Regions from separate parts of the Homo sapiens genome. Here region 2 is linked to region 1. Evidence: read pairs that join two places in POLR2A ChIA-PET (ENCODE). Cell type or tissue: PC-9. All regions are shown on one strand.

Region 1 (2,500 bases):
TGGATATAAGGTAGCCACACAATAACTCTAACTTGACTTCTAACCATTCTATCTTATTGATTTGGAGGCTGTCTTCTGCCAGATTTTTTGTGGCTTGAGATGATATTTTCGAACCCTTCTTTCACTACCTTTCTTACCCTTAATGTGCCAAGCTTGAAACAGGATTTGATTTCCTGAGCTACTTGTTCGCCTTCTGTGCGTCACCAAGTAATCTGGTTCATCTTTCGTCTCATTCATGTTATTTTCAAGTGAAACAAGACATTTTGGGGGTCAAGTCTCTTTGGGTGTTTTGTTTTTATGTATATAAAAATGGATTTTGTGTTCCCTTTCCATGTAAGTACCAACTTATATGGAAACTCACAATCATAATGTAAAGAAGAAATGAAAGCCTGGTGTATTGTACTTCAAGATGCCTCCCTGATGTATAGAATCTCCTTGTAAAATAAATAATTGCATTGTATATCAGTCTTCTCATCAATATTAATTATTAAATATTTTAGAATTTTTAAATACCAACTATACTATTCTGGTGTGAGGTATTTTCTTTTACATTACACTCTATCCCAAAAGATTAAATCCAGCTTAAAAATGATATGTAAGCCAGGTGTAGTGGCTCACACCTGTAATCCCAGCGCTTTGGGAGGACAAGGCAGGCGGATCACCTGAGGTCAGGACTTTGAGACCAGCCTGACCGACAGGGAGAAACCCCATCTCTACTAAAAATACAAAATTAGCTAGGCGTGGTGACACATGCCTGTAATCCCAGCTACTCGGGAGGCTGAGGCAGGAGAATCACTTGAACCCAAGAGGCGGAGGTTGCAGTGAGCTGAGATCGCGCCACTGCACTCCAGCCTGGGCAACAAGAGCAAAACTCCGTCTCAAAAAAAAAAAAAAAAGAATTTATATTAACCACATATAATTGGACCCCCAAGATGACATTACAAAAGGACACTTAGTACTTTTTCTTTTTTTTTTTTTTCCCCAGGACGGAGCCTTGCTCTGTCACCCAGGCTGGAGTGCAGTGGCATGATCTCGGCTCACTGCAACCTCTGCCTCCCGGATTCAAGCAATTCTCCTGCCTCAGCCTCCTGTGTAGCTGGGAGTACAGGCGTCTGCCACCACCCACGGCTAATTTTTTGTATTTTTAGTAGAGACGGGGTTTCACCATGTTGGCCAGGCTGGTCTGGAACTCCTGACTTCAGGTGATCCGCCTGCCTCAGCCTCCCAAAGTGCTAGGACTACAGACATGAGCCACTGCACCCGGCCCAGGACACTTAGTACTTCATGTTATCTTTTCCAGCAAGCAGCCCAGTTTCAGTCCAGGTGGCCTCAGCAATGACTCACTTCTATTTGTCACTTAAGAGACTGGCCTTGTTTAGTGCACCACCCTTTACCAAGAGTTAAAAGAAACCATGAGTCAGAACTCCTTGTGTCCACCTGCTTCCAGATTGTCCTTCTACTAGCCCTCCAAAGAAGCCTCAAATTGCTATTGCCCTTTTGAGGTTAAATTGTCTCCAGAAAGCTGTTTTGAAGATGAAGATTGCCCAGTGTTTGCCAAAACAATGAATGAATTTTGGGTCTCTGTGGATTTATATAACTGTACCCCAGGAAAAGGCAGGTCCAGCCCGGTGCAGTGATGCACACCTGTAGTCCCAGCAGCTTGGGAAGCTGAGGTGGAAGGATCAGTTGAGCCCAGGAGTTCAATACCAGCCTGGGCAACATAGACCTTGTCTCTTGAAAAAAGAGGAGCAGGTCCAATGGACACTGAATAGGCAAAGGATGAAATAATAAGCATAAAAAGATGACAATGTGCAACAAAGAAAATCCTATCCTTGAAGCCAAAATACAGCCAGCACCACTGTTTCAACGTTCTATTCCATTTCAGCCCTAGGAGGCATGAAGGGAAAACCAGGAATGACCAGCAACCCAGACCTCTTGCTCCATCTGTCATTTTGTGTGGATATTGTTAATTTCTTCCCCAAAGAATTTTGCCTCCTATGTAGAGCATAGAGGTCATCTGACAGGAACAAACAGCTTTAATGTTCCTTCATTTGGCACTGAGGACACACAGTCCTCAGTGAGGATTGTGGGAGGGGGAGCATTAAATAAATTATTTAATGCTTACCTCCTTCCTACCCTCACCCGCAACAAAGACACAATCTTCCCGTGACCCCAATTTCTCTTCAATCTATTACCCTCTCTCCTGCTTTTCCTATACTCCCTTCACACAATCTATTCCAATGTTAAACAACCCAAGTTCTCAGGCCAGGCAGCTGGGCTAAATGATTGACAGAGGAAGAACTAGTGATGGAGATGTAAACTGAACAGGCTTCTTGGCCTTGCTTCATAACCTCTGGTCTGTGCACATTGTTTTCCCTACCTAAGGCCATATTCACTCAGCTCATTAAAATCTAAACGAAATCCAAACCAATATGGCTTTCCTGTGGTCACCAGGGATTTCTCAGCCTTCGGTTATTGCACTTGGCTGCTTTGCAACATT
Region 2 (2,500 bases), 720 kb before region 1:
CATGAGTCATTGAGTTACTAGTTTTGAACAAATCCCTGATGTTGGTGATTATAGAGGGCAATATACAAAAAGTCCTGCTTCTCTGGGTTCCAGTAAACTACGACACTGTTGTCCTTATGATTTGAGTTTTAGGGTATCTGATACCTGAGTCTTGCTGGAAACTTTAAAGAAAATATCTTAATATTTAGGAATTTAGAAAGTGTTAAGGCTTAGATTAATTCTGGTGCTTAGCTAGCAAATGACCCTATAATATTCCCAACACCCCCACTTCCTCAACCCCTCCCTATCTTTCCACCCCCCAAATTTAGGTCATCCCAACAAAGGAAATCAGAAAAGTCTAGATGAAGAAGAGTTCTCCACTGAGAATATGCAGAGAACAGCTGATTATTAATTGATTTTTTCATATTCTATAAAATTCCCATAGCTCTGTAGCTTATTTAATAAATTTTGATAGATGATTAATAACTTGATACTTTGGCATACTTCTAAAGTTTCTAAGGAATGCTCTACTTTTTAAAGACACTCAATAAGAAAAGACCTATTTCCTTGACTTTTTTTGTCAGATCTACGTTTACATGTTATCATATATTCAACCATTTTCTGGATGGGTGTGTGTGTGTTGGGAGGAGTTATACATACACAAAAATGAGTAGAATGCAGTCCCTGCCTTCTAGAGGGATATAGTCAGTCCAGTCCTGTTTGTACCTTGCATTTATGAAGTTAAGAAAGTCACAGGTGGAACCTTTCTAAGCCAAACTTTCGGGTTGCAAAAGTACTCCTTGGTTACACAGCATAATTCTTTGACTGGAGCTATTTCACTGTTATTGAATTTTGGAATTGAGCAGTGGTGGGAGTACTTAGAGATCATTTAGTTCTTACATAGTTGTAAGGATTTAATGAGATAAAATAAAAACCTTACACAAATAGTTTAAGTATTCAGTAAATGTCAGTGAAATCTGAATATCATCTATAATTGGTGAAAAAGAGACCCAGTCAAATGAAATGACTTGCTTAGTGCCCTGCATCTAGTTAGTCGTCAAGTCTGGCTTAGATTTCAGGCCTCATTATTCCTAGCTTATATTCTTCATTCATATCTTCTGCCTCAAAGAGCTTGCCAGAATGGAAAAGGGAGGCTAACTCAATTAATCAGTAATTGATTATGTATCACCTGGGTGCCTGGCACTCTGCTGAACTCTAGTGAGTACAGAGGAGTGTTCCCATAGGTGCCAGGGAGCTGGAGAAGGGAGCAGGTTAGAGGAAGGACATCAGCCTATCTGGAGCAGAGACCTATTAACTTAGGTATCAGATAAGTAGGGTGGGGCTAAGTGGAACACTGGGAAATCTAGGCCTGCCCTGTGTGACTACATTCTTTTTCCTGTAAGAGTCAGCCTTTTGAGAGACTGTAATGTGGCACATTCCACTGCAGTTAGCCCTGGGTTTAAATTCTGGTTGTAATGACACTCTGTTCAAAACCTACCAGTGATTTCCCACTTCATTAAAATTCAAAGTCCTCATAATTGTTTGCAAGGCCCTATACAATCTGGGTCCCTACTACCTCCTTGGCCACCTCTCTGCTGTCTCTTGCTCACTCTGCTCTAGCCACCCTGGCCTCCATCACATCAAGTACCCTTGCTTTGGGGACTTTGTACTGATTACTCTCTTCTCCTAGAATGCTTCTCCCCAAGATAGCTGTGTGGCTTGATCTTTCACTTTGGATCTCAGCTCAGTGTCACCTTATCAGAGAGGTCTCTCTGACCACTCTATATAACTAGTATCCTCTGCCCACCACTGTCACTTCAGCTCTTAACTGAATTTATTTCTTTTTATACTCTGACCACTCTGTATAACTAGTATCCTCTGCCCACCGCTGTCACCTCAGCTTTTACCTGAATTTATTTCTCTTTATACCATTTTTCACTACCTGATATGTTTATTGTCTATCTCTTTTCCTTAGAAGACTCTCGAAGGCAAGTGTCTTCTAGGACATGGAATAGTGTAGAGTAGATACTCTACTCTGAATGAATGAATGAATGAATGAGTTCTGTAACTCTCAGGAGCCTCATTGTGCTCATATGCAACAATGGAATAATAATACTTACTTAAAGGATTGTTGGAGTCAAATAAGTTAATGCTTGTCAAGCCCAGTGTCTAGTACCTCATAGTAGATGCTCAGTAAATGAAAATTCATGCCCTCTTTCATAAATTATTTTTATGGCTGTCCAGTTAATAGCTTTAGTTGTATCCTGATTCCCATTTGACTTAGATAAGAAGGACATACCACATGTTAGTGATGAAGAAAAGTGGTTGTCACACATAATGCTATCTTAGCAGAATGCAGTAATTATAGTGCTTATAATTGGAACCATGGAACCACTGAGCTATAGTGGTTCCTCACTTAGTAGAATAGATATCTTTTAGAGAAGTCTTGTCAAAAGGCAAAATTTGAATTAAGTGAATCCTATATTTCTGTTATAAAACTGGAATCACATTTTTGTTAGGA

What was found. ChIA-PET counts read pairs that join two places held together with the same protein. Peaks named below come from ENCODE experiments on the same cell type or tissue, not always from the same donor. Only the 100,000 strongest peaks of a DNase experiment are listed, where the experiment ranks them.
Region 2: POLR2A ChIA-PET joins it to region 1 with 5 read pairs; 6 of 35 experiments call an interaction of 5 or more read pairs at or near these places.

The regions. Positions count from the first base shown.
Region 1 is chr1:28,499,849-28,502,348 of GRCh38, forward strand. It overlaps PHACTR4 (phosphatase and actin regulator 4), which reads left to right. Exons shown (of 14, transcript NM_001048183.3): 14 at 1-516. Among named protein-coding and RNA genes, the nearest start is that of SNHG3, 4.8 kb to the right of the region's middle. In PC-9, no CTCF peak of the experiment used is centred here; a DNase peak (open chromatin) is centred at 1,363; H3K27ac peaks cover 2,500 bases.
Region 2 is chr1:27,784,637-27,787,136 of GRCh38, forward strand. All of the region lies in intron 1 of STX12 (syntaxin 12), which reads left to right. Among named protein-coding and RNA genes, the nearest start is that of STX12, 13 kb to the left of the region's middle. In PC-9, no CTCF peak of the experiment used is centred here; a DNase peak (open chromatin) is centred at 1,335; H3K27ac peaks cover 730 bases.